Linked DNA regions of Homo sapiens: region 1 is linked to region 2. A link is an interaction called in ENCODE POLR2A ChIA-PET data of the cell type or tissue named here. Cell type or tissue: K562. All regions are shown on one strand. Links, peaks and the distances in the headings refer to the core of each region. The heading gives the core; the rest is flanking DNA.

What was found. Peaks named below come from ENCODE experiments on the same cell type or tissue, not always from the same donor. Only the 100,000 strongest peaks of a DNase experiment are listed, where the experiment ranks them.
Region 1: POLR2A ChIA-PET joins it to region 2 with 6 read pairs; 1 of 35 experiments calls an interaction of 5 or more read pairs at or near these places.

Annotation. Positions count from the first base shown.
Region 1 is chr17:42,060,368-42,072,047 of GRCh38, forward strand. It overlaps ZNF385C (zinc finger protein 385C), which reads right to left. Exons shown (of 9, transcript NM_001392013.1): 2 at 2,440-2,691. The coding sequence starts at 2,689. Among named protein-coding and RNA genes, the nearest start is that of C17orf113, 16 kb to the left of the region's middle. RefSeq lists enhancers at 1,679-2,269, 7,654-8,154, 11,060-11,680 and silencers at 3,364-3,658, 3,653-3,752, 6,884-7,178. In K562, for the core only: CTCF peaks have their summits at 3,583 (motif pointing left) and 7,089 (motif pointing right); a DNase peak (open chromatin) is centred at 7,124; H3K27me3 peaks cover 195 bases.
Region 2 is chr17:42,511,953-42,519,952 of GRCh38, forward strand. It overlaps ATP6V0A1 (ATPase H+ transporting V0 subunit a1), which reads left to right. Exons shown (of 22, transcript NM_001130021.3): 20 at 1,909-2,026; 21 at 2,337-2,508. MIR5010 (microRNA 5010) reads left to right here and starts at 2,236; the gene lies at 2,236-2,355. RefSeq lists an enhancer at 4,655-5,154 and a silencer at 5,598-5,647. In K562, for the core only: a CTCF peak has its summit at 5,702 (motif pointing left); DNase peaks (open chromatin) are centred at 4,479, 5,729, 6,679 and 7,239.

The sequences.
Region 1 (11,680 bases), core at 2,279-10,278, 450 kb before region 2:
ATGCCCATCACCTTCAGAACAAAGGTCAAAGCCCAGCCTGGTGGCAAGGCTCTTGCAGGTGGCTCCCGCTGTCCTCTCCACACCCTGCACACTCCCTGCACACACCCAGCACACTGATGGCCAGTGACTTCACAGGTCTGATTTAACAATCTGGACTGGAGTACCAGGCCTCATGTCTCCTGATGACCCCTAAGATGGTGCCCCTCCCCACCCAAAGAGCCATGGGCTTGCAGGCCTCAATGCCTTTGCTCCGGCTGCTTCCCTGCCTGGGATCCTCTCTTTGTCTCCAGTATCCACGATCAATGTCACTTCCCATGTCAGTTTGCCTCTCCCTCCTCTGACTTCTATTTTTATTTTATTTTTTTTGAGACAGGGTCTCCCTCTGTTGCCCCGGCTGGAGTGCAATGGTGTGATCTCAGCTCACTGCAGCCTCCACCTCCTGGGCTCAAGCAATTCTCGTGCCTCAGCCTCCCAAGTAGCGGGGACTACAGGTGCTCACCACCACACCAGGCTAATATTTTGTTTTTTTAGTAGATGAGGTTTCGCCATGTTGCCCAGGCTGGTCTCGAACTCCTGAGCTCAGGCAATCTGCCCGCTTTGGGGTCCCAAAGTGTTGGGATTACAGGCGTGAGCCTGGCCCCTCCTCTGACTTCTTGAGGCACCCTGAATCCACCTCTAGGAAGCCTGTTATTATCTTGGAACAAACTCATCTGCATATGTATTTATTTAGATAGCTTTTTCCTGACAGGCAGATATGATGTCTTTTAAAAACATGAATCTCCCAAAAGCAGCTTACACCTAGTAGGTGGTCAATAAATATTTGGTGAATTAATGAGTTAATTTTTTTTTTTTTTTTTTTTTTTTTTTTTTTGAGACAGGGTCTCACTCTGTCACCCAGGCTGGAGTGCAGTGGCACAATCTCGGCTCACTGCAACCTCCACCTCCTGGGTTCAAGTGATTCGTCTGCCTCAGCCTCCCGAGTAGCTGGGACTACAGGTGTGTGCCACCATACCTGGCTAATTTTTGCATTTTTAGTAGAAATGGGGTTTTGCCATGTTGGCCAGGCTGGTCTCAAACTCCTGGCCTTAAGTGACCCACCTGCCTCAGCCTCCCAAAGTGCTAGGATTACAGGCATGAGCCACCATGCCCAGCCAATGAGTGACTTTCGAATCCAGACAGACACATATGCTCCAGAAACACCCATCAGTCAGATACTCTCTTGCTCAGAGTCATGCTTTTGGTGTCCAGCCTGAAATAATTGGGTGGGGAGGAGCTGGTCCCAGTCACCAGAGCACCCTGGCCTTTGCTTATGCCGTGACCTCTGCCTGTAATGCCCCTACTCCCCTCATCCATGTTCCGAGGCTCAGCCCCCTCTTCCTTCAGGAGACTTTCCTGCTGCCCCCAGGGACTGCAGCTTTGCCTTTGTGCCCTGAGGGTATGTCCCATGTGGCAACCACAACCCTTATCCCTTTTCACATGTGTCTCCACCCAAAAGACCCACTCAATCTTGGGGAGGGTGGTAAGCAGAGAGATTGGATCTTACTTGTCTCTGGCCTACAGGATTGTGTGTGTGGAGCGGGGGACACAGTGGGTGCCCCATGAATATCACCAAAAGAGAAGACAGCCCTCAAGAGGGTGTCTGAGGTCAGAGTGTAGCCTCCGGCAAAACTGCCAGCCTGGGCTGCAAGGTAGGTTTCTGTTGGCCTCCCCCAGGAGCCAGGGGTAAGTTCCTGCCTTTCCCACCTCCCCACACTGAGCCTGAATGTGAATCTGTTTGCTCTGCCAACAGCAGCCTGGGTGGTTCTTACTTTCCCTATGGCCCCTGTGCACCTGTCAGCTAGAATCACCCTCATGGAGGCATTCACCCATTTCCCCCAGAAATCTGCCTTGCAGCCAGCTGCCCCTTCCAAGCTCATAGCCAAACCTCTGCAAAGTCACCCCAGCTAGGGAGAAGCAGAAATCCTGGCCAGGAGTCCAAAGGAAGAGGGGCCTCCCCCTTGTCCCTGGGTTGGAGTGCTGTGTACCTTGCTGACCTTGGCCTTCAGAGACCACAGACCTGAGCTGGAGCCTGGGACCCCCACCCCGCAGATGAGGCCCTTGTCTGAAAGCCTGTGGCTACCAGGAGGCTCCAGGCTGGAGAAGTGCTGCTTAGGAGTCCTGATCCCAAAAGATCCCACAGGGAGAGTTCCCTAGAAACAAAGACCCAAGAGGCGGCCTAAGGACCCACAGATTCCGAGAGGTCCTACAGAAGGGTTGTCCAGATGCAGAATAAAACTTGCTGGCATCGGGGAGGCTTCAGACCCTAAGACCCCATTGAGGGCACCCCAGACGCAAAGACCCCCATGGAGGGAGGCCACAGACCCAGAGCCCCTCAGAGGGGCCCAGACAGAGATACTCCCCAAACCAAATTTGTGGGAGCAGCGTCCCCTCTACACTGACCTGGCCCTGAGGGGCTCTTCCCCAAGCTGAGCTGCCGAAGCCGCCTCTGGTGGGCCCGCCCCCCACAGTGCACCTGGGCCTGGGCCGCCGAGTTCAGCTGGATGTTGCAGACATCACAGAGCGTGTACGATGGCCGCTTTCTTTCTCGCTTGGGCTTAGGTGGTTCTGGGGGCCGAGGGAGGCACTCAGCAGCTCCAGATATGGGGGTCTCCTTCTCAGCCGGTGGGGGTGGGCTCAGTGGCCGCTTCATATCTGAGTGGATAGAGAGGGAGATGAATGAACGCCAAATGGTTGCGAATTCTTAGAGAGAGCAGGAGGGGCTCAAGACCGGGAGACACGGGGCTCTGTATCCTCTATATCCCTCTGAAATGCCCCAGCCCGAGGATGGTGGAAGGGCGCATAATGGGGTCTATTTCAAGCAAAGCAGCATTAAAACTTGGGACTCTTGGCTGTGGCTCACGCCTGTAATCCCAGCACTTTGGGAGGCCGAGGCGGGCAGGTCACCTGAGGTCAGGAGTTTGACACCAGCCTGACCAACATGGTGAAACCCTGTCTCTACTAAAAATACATAATTTGCTGGGCATGGTGGCGCATGCCTGTAATCCCAGCTACTCAGGAGGCTGATGCAGGAGAATCACTTGAACCCGGGAGGCGGAGGTTGCAGTGAGCCAAGATCGGGTGTCATTGCACTCCAGCTTCCACAACAAGAGCAAAACTCCATTTCAGAAAGAAAAAACAAACAAAAAACAAAAACAAAAACAAAAAAACTTGGGACTTTCTGGAAGGGTGTCCGACATGTCTACACACGGGGAGGCCAAGACACCTGGGGACTCGGAGGGCCGCAGAACATATCTCAGAGAGGCGGACTGGGGTCTTGGAGGAAAGGTGGTCACTGAGGGAGAGGCAGTGGCAAGGCCAGCTGAGTCACATTTGAGGAAGCGAGAGTCCTGTTCTCAGCTCTACAGCAAGCGCTGGCAATCCTGTGACAGCCAGGCATGTGGCGCTTACTGGAGACGCAGCAGCCGCCAGCCAAAAACACAACCTTCCTGTGCCCTGCACCCAGCAGGGTGACATTCACAAATGGTGACAGTGTGTGAAGCCATCCCAACCCCTGCTCCACGTGGCTCCAGATGCCCCCTGCTGTCTTGGCAACCGAGGCCGAGGCAACAGTTGGTGGTTTCGGTAGAGACCTGAGCCTTGCTGCCTGGGTCGGCTGAAGACAGCGCCCCTGCCCCCGCCCTGTCCCCCAACGCGCGCACACGCACATACACACACACACACACACACACACACACACACACACACACACACACTTTCTGTCTCTTCGGGACCCTCAAGTGGCCCCTCCAGGCCCCCATCTCCCATAGACAGTCTTTCCTTTCCAAGTCACTTCTCTGAAACTTGCCCTGCCTGACTTGTCTGCCTCTAACCATTTCTATTCTGGGGCTGCTCAGTGAATTTTGCCTTCTCTCGGAAATCTGCGTGCATGCTTCCTGCCTCTGCTTCAGACAGGGGCTTCCTGAGAGCAAGATCTGTGTCCCTCCCTCAGGCTGGGGCAACCCCAAGGCTAGGGCCTGGGTGAGTCATACTGAGCCCATCTCTCCTGTTATGGACTGAAGTGTGTCCCCTCAAAATGCATATGTTGAAGTAATAACCCCCAGTACCTTAGAAAGTAACTCTATTTGGAGATGGGGTCTTCAAAGAGGTAATTAAGTTAATGAGGTCATACCGGTGGGCCCTAATTCATATGATGGGTGTCTTTATTTTTTTCAAGATGGAGTCTCGCTGTGTCACCCAGGCTGTAGTGCATTGGTGTGATCTCGGCTCACTGCAACCTCCACCTCCTGGGTTCAAGTGATTCTCCTGCCTCAACTCAGCCTCTCAAGTAGCTGGGACTACAGGTGTCCGCCACCACGCCCAGCTAATTTTTGTATTTTTAGTAGAGACAGTGTTTTGCCATGTTGTCCAGGCTGGTCTCGACCTCCTGACCTCAGGTGATCCTCCCACCTTGGCCTCCCACAGTGCTGGGATTACAGCCATGAGCCACTGCACCCAGTGGGAGACAGAGTCTTACTCTATCACCCAGGTTGGAGTGCAGTGGCACAATCTCAGCTCACTGCAACCTCTGCCTCCCGGATTCAAGCAATTCTCCTGCCTCAGCCTCCTGAGTAGCTGGGATTACAAGCATCTGCCACCATGCCCAGCTGATTTTTGTATTTTTTTTTAGTAGAGATGGGGTAGTGCCATGTTGGCCAGGCTGGTCTCGGACTCCTGGCCTCAAGTGATCTGCTCACCTCAGCCTCCCAAAGCGCTGGGATTTCAGGTGTGAGCCACCGCGCTGGGTCTCATATGACTGGTGTCTTTATAAGAAGAGGAAATTTAGACACAGATAGTTATAGAGGGAAGACCATCTTCAAGCCAAGAAGAGAGGCCTTTGAAGAAATGAACCCTCCTGACACCTTGATCTTGGACTTCTAGCCTCCAGAACTGTGAGAAATTACATCTCCACTGTCGAAGCCACTGAGTCTGTGGTACTTTGTTATGGCAACCTGAGCAGACAAGCTCATCTCCCCAGAGGGCATTTCCTGTGTTCTGAGGCCCATGCTTACTTTGCAGATCAGACCAGTCCAGTGATGTCACAATGTCTTCACAAGACTATACATCCAACAGTGGAGCCCGCATCTGAACAAGGAAAATTAATTTTACAAGCCCAAGGCCAAAAACCTGCCTGTAGTCCCCAGATGCCACCCCCATTCTCAGTAAGCTGCTTGTCCTTTTTGTGAGCAGTGATCCCACATAACATGTCTGTCGTGACAAGTGTGGGGACTGTGTGTGGATGGAACAGAGGAGCACAGCGATAAGGGCAGGAGCTCTTTGAAATTTTATGTATGTTTAAAATTTCAATAGAGACAGGGTCTCGCTATGTTGCCCAGGCTGGTCTTAAACTTCTGTGCTCATGTGGTCTGCCCGCCTCGGCATCCCTAAGTGCTGGGGTACAGGCATGAGCCACCATGCCCAGCCAAGAGCAGGAGCTCCATGCTGATTCATACCTGGGTTCAAATCTCAGCTCTGTCACTCACTGGCTGTGTGACCTGAGCTCAGTTCCTTCGTCTATACCTCTGTAGAATGGGAGTGATCAATAACAGTTCCTAAGTCATACACACATTGTGGGGATTAGATGAGCTGATCTATAATCTATGTAATATGCTTCTCGGTGCCCTACAAAATCAGCTGTTTTTTGTTTGTTTGTCTGTTTTGTTTTGTTTTGTTTGAGACAGGGTCTCACACTGTTGCCCAGGCTGGAATGCAGTGGCACTATTTTGGCTCACTGCAACCTCTGCCTCCCGGGTGCAAGTGATTCTCCTGCCTCAGCCTCCCGAGTAGCTGGGACTACAGGCGCGTGCCACCACTCCCAGCTAATTTTTGTATTTTTAGTGGAGACAGGGTTTCACAATGTTGGCCAGGATGGTCTCGATCTCTTGACTTCGTGATCCGCCCACCTCGGCCTCCCAAAGTGCTGGGATTACAAGCGTGAGCCACTGGTGCCCGGCCAATCAGCTGTTATTAACACATAGTGTGTCTGTCTCTTGCAGCTTGTGAGTGAAGTCTGTCACCCTGTGTGTCTGTCATGATGTACCTGGGTCACTGCAAATGTCTGTTACCCCATCGTTTGTTGAGGTGAATCTATGTCACTCACTCTGTGTGCATGTCGTAGTGTAGCTGTGCCATAGTGTGGGTGTCATTGTGCCCAGACCATGAAATGAGACTGTCACTGAACATCTGAGACTCACTATGTGATATTGGTTGAATTATGTCCCCCAAAATTCAATATGTTGACATCCTAATCCCCAGCACTTCCAGAATATGACCTTATTTGGAAATAGGGTCGTTGCAGATGCTATTAAGATAAGGCCAGACTGGTATAGGGTGGGCCCGTAATCCAATATACATGACTGGTGTCCTTATGAAAAGGTGAAATTGACTGGGCGCAGTGGCTCACGCCTGTAATCCCAGCACTTTGGGAGGCCGAGGTGGGTGGATCACGAGATCAGGAGTTCAAGACCAGCCTGGCCAACATGGTGAAACTCTGTCTCCACTAAAAATACAAAAAAATTAGCCAGGCGCGGTGGTGGGTGCCTGTAATCCCAGGTACTCAGGAGGCTGAGGCAAGAGAATTGCTTGAACCTGGGAGGCAGAGGTTGCAGTGAGTCGAGATCGTGCCATGGCACTCAAGCCTAGGTAACAGAGCAAGACTCCGTCTCAGAAAAAAAAAAAAGAGAGAGAGACAGGGTCTTGCTCTGTTGCCCAGGCTGAAGTGGAGCAGTGTGATCATAGCTCACTGTAACCTCAAACACTTGGGCTGAATAGATCCTCCAGCCTCGGGCTCCCAAAGTGCTGGGATCACAGTTATGAGCCACTGCGCCCAGCCTTGCTGACACATATTGATCTTGGACTTTTAGGATCCAGAACTGAGACAATAAACTTCTACTGTTTAAGTGCCACCCAGCCTGTGGCACTTTGTTATGGGAGCCCTAACAAACTAACGCGCCATAGATCTCACCCTGGTGTGGTCATAAGTGCTTGGTGATTTGATGGTCCAAACCCTGCTGCTAGGGTTTGGATGTTGTGGCTGGGCGGCAGTCCCACAGATAGCCTCCAGGTGGCGCAGCAAACATCCAGTGGGAAGGTAGGTGAAGACTCCGTACCCCCTGGGCATGACAGACCCCAGTCCCCACACTCAAGGGGCAATGCAGCTGTCTCCTGGAGCCACACCACGGGTCCAGGGTATAGCTCTTCCCACAGAGGGCACACTGGAGGTCACTGCCATTGTGAGAAGGCCCCATTACTGCATGGAGCCCCCCACCAATATTTTGCACCTTCTCACCTCTAGATGGAGGTCATCACAGCGACTCTCCTGCCTCTCCATGTCCTCCCCAACTCTCCCAGCAGGAGGAGGCAGGAAGAAGGTCTTAGGTGCAAGTGTTGGTGGGGGGAGAGGTCCCATTCCCCGGGTGGAGGCTTCAGAGGAATGAGATTTTCCTGGCCATGCCAAGGAGAGCTGCCTGCCCCGCCAGCATGGGGACAGGGGTATTTTGAAATCTCAGTGCAATTTATGACAGGCGGGCCGGGGACATCGCCCAAGAGAGCAAATATCTGCCACACAGCTGATTAAACCTCTGTGATATATAGCCTCTGGGCTCACGGGGCCGCCTGGATTCTGGGCTAATTGTGTTCCCCCCAGCCAGGCTGCTGGGCCTGCTGCAGCCTGCCCTGCCTGACCCAGCCTTCCCAGCTGTTCCCTTAGGAGCCACACTGCCCCAGCTAAGCTAGGGGAGCCCAGTCAGAAAGTGTGGACGGGTGGGCAGTGACGGGGGCACACAGGTCTGTCTAACCCTGCCCTGAGCATCGGCAGCTCGGCATCCCCAACCCTGGCCCCTACTCAGAGCCAGCATGACCCACGCTAGCAGGACCTACACTTGGACAGGACCTAGTCCACATGCTGCCTTAAGCAGATGGGGAAACTGAGTTCCAGAGCAGGGCAGTGGACTTGCTTCAAAGCAAATGGAAAGACGATGCATGAGCTGATTATAGAGGCTTCCCTGTCTTTCTCTTCGCCCCCCAGCTGCTTACGTCACATCTTCTTTATGAAATAACAACCCCATTTATTGAGGGCTTACTGTGGGCCAGGTGTTTGACAAAAAGGGTCTTTTTTCTTTTTTGGGGGGGATAGGGTTTGACTACGTTTCCCAGGCTCCAGGCTGGCCTCAAACTTGTAGGGATCAAGTGAACCTCCTGCCCCAGCCTCCCAAGTAGCTGGGATTACCGGCATGTGCCACCATGCCCAAACAGGATCTCTCTTAAACTTCACAATTCCATGAGATGAGCACCATTATTAACCTGTTATCCCACTGCATAGATTAGAGAACAGGCTTTGGGAGGTTCTGTGGCTGGACCTGGACCTATGCTTGTCTGACTCAAAGCCCAAGTCCTTACCCACTGCCCCATCCCACCTCTCCTTAAAGCCTGCCAAATCCTGACCTGAACTGATGGGTGGGGAGGGGGCCACAGATTCAGAGAAGGGCTCTGGGGAGGGGCAGGGTTGTGCAGCCTCTATCAGGCCCTGTGCCTCGCAGAGACGGGCTACACCCTGGGTAGAAAGAGGTGGGGCCAGAGCCAAAGAGGTGGGGAGGAAGGACAAGGGGAAAGCAGAGAAAAAGCGTGTATGTACCCATCCATCTGTCTGTCTGTCTGTCTGGGATTTCTACAGGAAGCTGGTTAAATCTCCCTCTGTTCCCTGTCTTCCCTGAGAGATGGGCTGAGGCTGCTGCAGAGAGGGTAGGGGTTGGGCCCTGGGAGGGAGCCACCCACTTGGAGGCAGGCTCACACTACCTGTGCTGGAGAGCTGTGTAGCCCAGTTTCTGTCTGCCTGTCTGCCTGTGTGTCCATCAATGTGGAGCTGGGGGGTGGGTTGGGGGGAGCACGCAGGCAGGGCTCTGGGGTCCCATCTCCACCACTTCTGGTTGGGTGACAAATGCACGTGAGGTCCCTGGGTTTCCATGGGGTCCTTGGCCACCGTGAGGTGATGAGATTCCCTGCCTGTCCATCCAGAGAGGGCTGAATGGAGGGGACTGTGGAGGCCAGAAAACAGGCAGCAGACGGTTGTTTCTGCTGCAGCCTGGGAAAGGAGTCCTCCAGAAAAGGCTGCTTCTCCTAAAGAGGTAACCGGAGAGGAAGGTTCGAGACCTGTCCCCAGCCTTTGGCAGAGCATGAAGGGTTCCCTCCTCAAACCCTTAACAAGCCCAGTTACCCTCTGGCATTTTCCTCCATGTCAGCCAACAGCCACCCTCCCGCCTCCCCAGCCTACTTCCCAGACCAGGCCAGGCTGGCTGGCCGGCCAAACTTGGGCCAGACCCTGCCTCGCTGGGCTTTGGTTTCCTGTCTTTAAAGAGAGGGGGCCAGGCGTGGTGGCTCTTGCCTGTAATCCCAGCACTTTGGGAGGCCAAGGCAGGTGGATCACCTGAGGCTGGGAGTTTGAGACCAGCCTGGCCAACATGGTGAAACCCCGTCTCTACTAAAGATACAAAAATTAGCCAACATGGTGGTGAGTGCCTGTAATCCCAACTACTCGGGAGGCTGAGGCAGGAGAATTGCTTGAACCTGGGAGGCAGAGGTTGCAATGAGCCGAGATTGCACCACTGCACTCCAGCCCCAGAGACAATGAAACTCCGTCTCAAAAAAATAAATAAGTAAAAAATAGCAGGGCGCGGTGGCTCACGCCTGTAATCCCAGCACTTTGGGAGGCCGAGGCGGGCGGATCATGAGGTCAGGAGATCGAGACCATCCTGGCTAACACGATGAAACCCCATCTCTACCAAAAATACAAAAAAATTAGCCAGGCGTGGTGGCAGGTGCCTGTAGTCCCACTACTCAGGAGGCTGAGGCAGGAGAATGGCGTGAACCCGGGAGGCGGAGCTTGCAGTGAGCCGAGATCGCGCCACTGCACTCCAGCCTGTGCGACAGAGCGAGACTCCATCTCAAAAAAGTAAAAAATAAAATAAAATAGATAAGAGAGGGGATTGGGCTCCTAGGTCCTTTGCAGGCTGAATTGCAGTGGCCACACAGAGCCGCTACTGCTAAGGTGGAAGGCAGTGGAGGCCAAGGTATATGATTCTGCCTTAGCCTGGGAGAAAGGCAGGGTGGGTGCACCTGGTGGCAAGCGCCTGTTGTCCCTGGAGCACAACAGAAACATCGCCTCCATGAATCCTCAGAACAATCCTGCGAGGCTTGACACATGAGGCAACTGAGGCTCAGCATCACAAAGAGAGGCAAGTAGGTAGGGCCAGGTCTCCTCCATTCTATGAGGCAAAGGCAGGGGGTGAGGACCCTGGCAGGCCCCATCCCAGTCATTCATGGGGTCACAGGCAGGAGTGTGGGATCCTGGCCCTCCCTACCAGCCCAGCTGCAGAGAGAAGCACCTGGAAGAAGAGAAGCCTCATCTGTTCCTGTCCTAGCAGAGTGCAAGCCCTCCTGGGCCTGGGTACCCGCTGAGTGTCCCTGAGGGGCCGTCAATGAGCATTTTGGCTTCTCCACCCTGCCACCTCCCCACTGCCCTCTCCCAGCACTGACACCTCCCCAGGGCGAGGAAGGGGAAACAGCCCTCTTTAGTGGTGTGGCCACCACAGAGTGGCACCCATCCCAGCTATTCCATGGGCCCAGGGAGCTGGGGTCACCCAGGGCCACACCCTGAGATCCCCTCAGAGGATCCAGAGGAGTCACCTGCGCCAGACCCCAGCACATACACCCCTGCTTTGCCAGAACAGGAGGCCCGGGGGCTAGGCAACAGCTGCTCCAGGTGCCAGGTGAGGGGTTCCGCTGGACACACCCAAGGCACCATGTCTGTCTTCCCATCTGAAGTGGTGACAGAGGAAGCCTGTCGCCTTCCCCTGGGGCCTTCTGGGTGCTGGAGATTTCAGGAGTGAGCTGCTGAAAGCCAACACTCCAGCTCCAAGGGAGGGAGAGAGGGCACAGGAGGTGAAGGAGCAGTATGGTCCAGAGATGAAGTCACTGTCCCCCACCGCCTCCCCTCCCTGGTCTGCTCTGTCCTCACCCCCAGTTGTCTGCATCCTCCAGAGGGCCTCAGTCCCTCCTGACACCCCCAAAGACAGGGGCTGGCTCTGCTGGCCACTGACACTCCCCCAAAGACCCCTACCCTCAGGAAGGAAGTCCTTCTTGCTGTCTAACCTGCATCTCTCCTTGCAGGGTCCATAGTGGCAACACAGAGCAGCTGCTTGTAAGGTGGGATGGTTGTCTCCATACCCCCTGTCCTTGCCTCTGCTGCCAGGCAAAGCCCAGGAAATCTGACCTATTGCCCTGTTCACACTCAGCAGGCAGAGGAGACCCGCCGGCCCCATGCCCCCTCCTAGGAGCACCAGGGCTCAGGATCCTGGCACAGCCCGGGTTTATCTCCTGCCTGCTCTCCTGCTCTCCCTGCCCAATCCCATAGGACCCAGAAGGGGAGCTCCCTCAAACCCCACTCCCTGCTTTCCACTAGTCACCACGTCCAAGTCAGGGCAGGAGCCTAAGTCCTGGAAGCCAGAAGGAGGAGGGTTGGGAGCTCCTGGGACTGTTCCTGAGTTGTGGGTGGGGGCAGAGTGTTCTGGCCAGGGGCCCCCCCATGCCCCTTGCTGAAGCTGAGACATTCTGCACGTTGGGGGTAGGAAGGGGCGGGACAGGAAGTCCT
Region 2 (8,000 bases), core at 1-8,000:
CTCCGTCTCAAAAAAAAAAGTAACAACTGGGAGGTTAGGGTGACCTTACTAAGTAGAGGCATTTTGTGGAGGAGTGAAGGTGGAAGCCAGGGTGCAGTAGGGTGAGGACTGGCTGGGCAGAGAGGAAACTGAGGCAGAAGATGTGGACAGGGACTCTGCAGCGATTCATGGTTGGTCATGGCCGATTGATACGGGCGTGTGCTGAGTGGCAGACTCATAAGTGCTGAGCTGGATTTCTCACCCAGTCCTTGCTTCTCCTGAGAACACCTGCAGGAAGCTGGGAATGAAGGAGAGAAGGCAAGGGTAAGGCCTGGAAGCGAGGCTTCTCTCCTGTCCTGCAGTTTATTCGGTGGGAGAAACTTGAGGTAGAATAAAAACACTGAAGGGATTGGCTGTAAGGGAGCCCAGTGGTCACTGCCCTCCCAGCCCATAGGAGTAGAGATCAGCACTCCTGGGAGCCATGGACTTCTTCCTCTCAATGCGGGCCCTGGGGCGGCAGCCAGCAGTGGTAGGAAAGAGCTCTTAACCACGGTGTTGGGATTTAGGGAACTCAGGGAACTAGGATTACCCTAGTTTTCAGGGTAAGTAAGGAAGCTTGAAGAGCCTGTTCCGGAAGAAAAGCCCAGAAATAGGCTAGGTGTCGACAGAGGTGAGGGAGAAGCAGACGTTCGCCCAGAGATGGCATGGTGGAGCCAGCCCCCTCCACGCTGGCTGCACCCCTGTGGCCTGGGCTGTTGTGGCTTTACCAGCCAAGCCACTTTCTCCCATCCCCATGTTCTCAGTGATTTCCCAAGGCATTTCTGGTGTCCTTTGGGAGTGGAATCACGTGGGTTTTGAAAGGAACTGCGGTGAAAAATAGACCCTGACCTGAGGGCAGGGGCCGATGGGGAGGCCACTGAGCCCTCAGGAGTGTCTGAAAGCTCAGAAGATTCTGGTCTGGGCTCTGCGGGGGGAAGCCCCATAAGGGAGCGCCTCCTGGTCTTTGGTCAGCTTGACAGAGAGGCCCAGGGAAAGTACCTGGGGCTTCCAGAATATACCAAATTCAGAAGCCCACATTCACCCCTGACTGTGCTTGGAGCAAACCTGAAAGTTCACTCCCAAGAGCTTGTTCCAGCCCATTCCTTTATTCTGGAAATAATTCTTGGTATTGAAAGGAAAACTGGGACAAAGGGAGCTTGAGGAAAACGAAAACAAACAAGAAACTGGAGATATGCTATTTAGTCTTAACCCAAACAGATATGCTGTTTGGCCTTAACCCATGTGGAAATTTGTAAACTTTGTCAGGATTTCCCTGTGCATGGTGGTGAAATCATGTAGGGAAAAAAAAATTCACCGTGTAATCTCTTTAGAAGTCACAAAAGAAAAAGAAGGTTATCTTGCTCCCAAAAGGCTGTAAAAAGAATAAGTAAAGTGGCCATAGAGGCCTAGTCTTCTCAGGACAGTGTCCGGGTTGAGAGTCTGTCTCCTGAAGCGCACTCTGGGGAAAATCCCTTCCTGCCCTCCTGCAGGTCCTTAGGGTCCCAGACCCAGACAGTCACTTTCTCAACAGAGTGCCGTCAACTCAGCACACACTCCTCTCTTGAGCACAGAGCCCCAGAGGGAGAAGAACAAATGTGTTGAAAAGAATCTTATTAAGATGTAGTTAATTAAAATGTAATGTATTGAGGGGAATGGAGGTGTCCCAGGTGAGGGCTAAGTCAGGCAGGATTTTTGGGGAAGGCATTGCCGAAATCACCACCTGAGCTCAACACTGGGTGCTTCTGGCCCCTCCAGAGTTGAGGTGCCATCCATGGGAAGTGCAGTCCCCTGCCCTGGCCCAGGTTCAAAGCGCCAAGTAGCCACAACTCAGAATGCCTGCACGTTCCCCTCCTAGCCTTATATCTTCTCTCTGGTTTCCTCCCACGACAGTTTGACTTTGGGGACACCATGGTCCACCAGGCCATCCACACCATCGAGTACTGCCTGGGCTGCATCTCCAACACTGCCTCCTACTTGCGGCTCTGGGCCCTCAGCCTCGCTCATGCGCGTGAGTACCTCTCTCCGGGCTCCGGAACTCTAGTTTCCCCCTCTGTGGGCGCACTGTCAGTTGGGGGGCTTAAGTCAAATGGAAATTACATGAAGGTTCTGGAATTATTCAGGTTCCTGAACCCAAGGAGAATGAGTACAGACAGGAGGCTCAGCACTTGTGCCAGGTTAGCTCTGCATGGTGGTCCCACTAAGGCAGTGGGAAGCCAGGATCCAGGGAACCCTAGAGCAGGGGGATGGCAGAGCAAAATTCATGGCCTACAGCTGCCTCTTGCCAAACTGCACTGGATTTTGTGTCTCCCATTCCCCAGAGCTGTCTGAGGTGCTTTGGACCATGGTGATCCACATCGGCCTGAGCGTGAAGAGCTTGGCGGGAGGTTTGGTGCTGTTCTTCTTCTTCACTGCCTTTGCCACCCTGACCGTGGCCATCCTCCTGATCATGGAGGGCCTCTCGGCCTTTCTCCACGCACTGCGCTTACACTGGTGAGGGGCAGTGGGGCAGGGCGGGCATGGGGGTGGATGTGTCCTTAGCTGCGGTGAGAGGGCAGCTTTTCTCCCACACACAGCCCTGCAGCTCTGTGCAGGAAAGATGAGCTGGCCCTGCACTAGCTTCACCTCAGGACACCCCAGCACCGGCATTGCCACAGAGTTTCGGAAAATGGTCACAGAAAAGCACAGCTCAGCCTTCCCTAGGCTCTAGGGAGATGTCCCTGGTGAGTGGTGTCAGGTCCCGCTCCCTGCCTTTAGCTGTCCCCAGTGCTCCTGATTTTGGCTTAAAGGGGCTGCTGGGGTCTTAGGGTTTCTGGTTTTCTCTCTGATGTGTAACTCTTCTGTCTTCAGAACAGTGGAAGCAGCTCTGGAATGTATGTTAAGTGCAGGAAAGGCTAGAACACGCTGCACCCCAGCTTTATCCTCTTTGTTCTGTCATTGTGCCAGGGGTCTTTGAGTTGGACCCCTGGCAGCTCCATTGTGGACCGGAGGGATTCCTGGCTCTATAGGGTGGAGGTCGGTACACTCACGCAGCTTCTTCACATGGGCAGGTTTGGGGTGGTTCTGTTTGTTTTCTTTAATGAAGCTTGTGACTCTTAATGGCTGTGTGTGGAGAGAGCATGAGTTCAGCCTCTGGGACTGGGAGAGCGGGGGTGTGGTCTGGGCTGTGACCACCTCAAACCAGCGTTGCCAGATGTAGCACATAAAAGTACAGTTTGGCTGGGCACGGTGGCTCATGCCTGTAATCCTAGCACTTTGGGAGGCTAAGGCAGGTGAATCACCTGAGGTCAGGAATTCGAGACCAGCCTGGCCAACATGGTAAAACCCCGTCTCTACTAAATATACAAAAATTAGCCAGGTGTGGTGGCACGTGCCTGTAATCCCAGCTACTCAGGAGGCTGAGGCAGGAAAGAATCTCTTAAACCCAGGAGGCAGGGGTTGCAGTGAGCTGAGATTGTGCCACTGCACTCCAGCCTGGGCAACAGAGCGAGACTCTGTCTCAAAAAAAAAAAAAAAAAAATAGGGGAGGGGTTGGGGGCCAGGCACGGTGGTTCACTCCTGTAATCCCAGCACTTTGGGAGGCCGAGGCGGGTGGATCACCTGAGGTGGGGAGTTCGAGACCAGCCTGACCAACATGGAGAAACGCTGTCTCTACTAAAAATACAAAAACATTAGCCGGGCATGGTGGTGCATGCCTGGAATCTCAGCTACTTGGGAGGCTGAGGCAGGAGAATCGCTTGAACCCAGGAAGTGGAGGTTGCATTGAGCCAAGATCGCGCCATTGTACTCCAGCCTGGGCAACAAGAGTGAAACTCGGTCTCAAAAAATAAAAATACAGGGTGTATTTCACATAAACAACAAATAATTTTTTTAGTATGAGTATTTCCCAAATGTGCATGGGATATGCTTATACTAAAAACTGGGGCAGTCTGTATTTTCTGTGGCTGTTCCACCTCAGACTCCACTTCTTTGGGTCTCTATTTTCTCCTTTATGTTGTGATTCTCTTTTTGGGGGTCTCAAAACCCCAATGTCTCTGGAAGTTCTGGCCCCTCTCCCCAGAGGAGCACTCACACACTTCTCCTGTTTTACAAGCATAGGGGTCTGACTCACTGGTGTGCCTTAGAGGCCCCTGGATGGGATGCTCTGTGGTGTTCATGATCTCAAGGCCAGAAGAGGACTATGAATGTCTCTCTTCGTTCTCAAAACCTGAAGAAAATCCAGCATCTGAACCTGAGAAACTCATTCCCCACTCCCCTTTATCTTTGATTATTCTCATGGCTGGGTGACCCCTGAGCCTCCTCAAAGATTCAGCTGTGGGTTTTTCTGAATGATGGGCGGAGAGTGAGGCATGGAAGGGCAAGACGTGGCTAGGGTGCACTCTTCTTCAAAAGCCCTGCTGCGTCAGTAGACCTGGCTTCCTCTGGCCTGGCTCTCTCCCTCCTGGCCTCCCTCCTCCCCACCCAGCTCATCTGGCTGGCCTCCCTGTTCTAAGCTTATCAGCCGACCCCCGCAAGCACACTTCCTCAGCCCTCCTCAGTGCACGAGAACCTCTGAGGACTCACTTTTTCTTGCCCCTTGGCCTCCTTTCTTTTCTTTTCACTCCTGTCTCTTGAGCCCTGGGTTTGAGGGAACAGTGACCACCTCACCTTGATTCCAGCCCACGTGGGTAGCCGGTCATCTCCCTGGGCAGGGCGGGAGCAAGGCACTGTTGCAGAGCAAGGCCGCCTGGGCTTGAGCCTCATTTTGTTGCCAGAAGATTGCTTCCTCCTCAGGCTCACCTGTGGCCTCCCCGTGTCTTCCCAGGTCCCCCTGAACTGAAGTGATGAGTGGCAGGACAGCAGGCTCCGGAATTGGGCGACCTGGGTTGGAATTCCAGCACTGTCACACCAGGCAGGGAACCTGAGCAGAACATTCACTGCCAAGATTACTGTGAGCAAGTAGGAAGTAATGCACACACCAAGTGCTGCCACAGCAAAAGCAGGTGCTCTAGGATGGGTAGTGGCTGCTCTGCTTAAAAGTGGGATGCCCTTACTGGGTGCGATGGCTCACACCTATAATCCCAGCATTCTGGGAGGCTGAGGCAGGCAGATCACCTGAGGTCAGGAGTTCGAGACCAGCCTGGACAACATGGTGAAACCCCATCTCTACTAAAAATGCAAACATTAGCTGGGCGTGATGGTGGGCGCCTGTAATCCCAGCTACTCGGGAGGCTGAGGCAAGAGAATCGCTTGAACCCAGGAGATGGAGGTTGCAGTGAGCCAAGATCGCGCCACTGCACTGCAACCTGGGCGACAGACCGAGACTCCGTCTCAAAACAACAACAACAACAACAACAACAAAAAAACCTGGGATGCCCTAGAGAGAGGGTGTCTGCCTGGGGTCCCCCATAAAAAGACTGCTTTTAGCCTGTCTAGAGTGAGAGAAGACCCCAGAGGAGGCAGAGGATACCATCAGAATGCCCTCAGGTGCTGTTTGCAAGGAACAGCCTCCCCATATATGTCGTATTTATTTTGGCAATAGGAGTATTGGGTAGGAGAGGAAAAAACAGTGCAAACCTCCTTTGTGCAACTTCCAGAATCTCGTCTTTGGAGGGCTGTTCCCGTGACACGAGTGGGGCGCCTCCCCCACCACTAAAACAGAAGTGAATGAAATTGGTGCTTGTGCGCCCCCTCCTGGCAAAATGCGGCTGTGCGTCCAGGATGCCTGGATCTTCCCTGTGGCCCAGGACTGCAGGAGGCGTTCTGAGCTGTGGCCCTCTTACCAGGGGTGGAGCCTCTGGGGCTGCTGAACCAGCTGTAGGGATGGTGCTGCTGTTCTTCCTGGCATCCATCCTAGGCATCTTCATACCTCCCACTTTATCCCTGCTGTTTCCTGATTCAAGGGCTGCCCCATTATACAAGTTCTGGTCTCCTCAGTGGGGACAATAAGAAAAACATTTGATTCGATAACATATAAACCACTAGTGTGAGATTCATGCAGCATCATAGGAAGGGGGGTGATGTGTTTGAAAACAGTGAGCAGGCTAATGTATTAATCTGCTAATTCTGTCTCCTGAGTTTTCTCTCTTTTCCTCCCTCCTGCCACATGAAGTGTGCTTGGCTTCTTACCTACCATAATTAGACATCTTTTCTTCCTCAGAGAAGGCATGAGACAGGGATTTGATTGTAGTTATCACTGTAAACATCAAACTGATTTTTATGCAGAACTATTGCCCCAGGGCATACCTTCCAAGGAACCTGGTCTCTCCTTACCTAGCGAATTCCACATACACATAGATGTACACCTACCTGTACACTCACAGATTGGGTGGTGATTAAAGGGACAGAATCGGGGACCAGCTTCTTGTTAGGAATGCAGTGTTGCCACGGCATGACAGCATGGAGCAGTTGAGGGAATGGCTGCCCAGGAGAACTCAGAACTCTTGAAATGTAGTTCCAGGCTGCCATCATTGCCCTGATATTCAGGCCGTCAGACAGATGTGTGTTGTAGGCCCTGAACGGCACAGAGAGTGGCAGAACAGGCTACATAAACAGCTCAGCCCAGAATTGTCTTTCCAGACTGCCTGCCCTCAGTCACAACCCCCACCAGGGAAGGGAAGCGGCCCCAAGACTCCTTCCTCCTTCACCCACTCGAGGAAACAGAGTTCCTGTTACGTGGCATGAATGATGTCTTTTGGCCCCAGTTAATCCCTCTGAGTCACCAGGTGGCCTTTGCCAAGTGCTGGAGCTGGAAGAGATGATAGAGACACTCATCTGGCGTCCTGAGGCTCTCCTCACAGCTGTTGAATTCTAGAGGTGCATTTCAGTGTCTTGGGGCATGGCAAGACTTTGGAGGCTCCCTGAGCAGAGCAGTGGAGATGCCCAAAAAGAAGGAAGAACCTAGGATGGCAGATGGGGCCCCCCTTGCCCTGGGGAACTTCATGTTTGTACTTTCTCAGGAAGCACACATTTCCCCAGTTCAGCGGGAGAGAGTGGGGAGACTAGCAGGGAAATTGCTTTCCAGCTTTGTGCTGGGTGGTTGGGGTGAGGGTGGCCACGGAAGGAGGTGAAATCAGGCTGACCTCAAGATAGACCCAAGATGTCCCAGTTCTGGCCGCTCTAAGTCTCTAAAGCAGCAGCTGGTGGGAGGGGCAGTATTGGGCAGTATGTCAGGGAGGCCACCTGTCTGCTCACACAGTACAATTGATGTGCCCCTCCCAGGCATATATCCCTCTTCCTCCTTGCTGGGCCCCCATGGGTAGATAAGGTGACTGGAGGGGTGCCAAGAAAAGGGCGGTGCCCCCACAGGCATCTGAAAACAAAGCTGCTGCTCCATTTGCCCAGTTTGAAGATTAGAATGGTTTTGTGATTAGCCAGGAGGGGGTGGGGGTCAGAGTTCTGGACACCTCACTGGAGTCGGGGGTCAGCATACCCTACCAAGGCTGACATTCACTCCTAGGTAATGGCCTGGGACCCTCAGGTGACTTGTCCACTCTCTGGCTATGTATTGTTGAATGAAAAGGGGACATGTAAATCTCGTTTCAGCTGTTCTGAAATAACCCTTGCCACATGGGAACACAGTCTATTCAACATGAAGAATTCAAACCTAACACAAGTGGGTGAGAAGCAGGAACCCACTGCTAGGCCCCACCGCGTTCCCTCAGAGGTGGTCTCAGTAGCTGGAACTTGGAGAAGTAGTTTTGGTGGGGTGTTGGGACGTGGGTGAATCCAGGTCCTGGTTTGGAATTGCTCTGGTGGGAACCGTCAGCTAACGTCAGTTGGAAGCTCTGTGTCCTCCCCCTCCTGAGTCCTGTTTTTCCTGGAGGACCTTGGCCCACCCCTGTGGAATGTGGGGATGTGGGGAAGAAAGCTGACTGCTTTTACTCCCACTCAGAAAATTCGGTTGCGCTCTTCTTCAAGGGGGTGCTCCTCAGCCTGCACCCCAGTGAAGGGGCCTCTGAGGAACTCCCAGTGCCACTGGCAAACAGTCTGTAACCTTTGGGCCC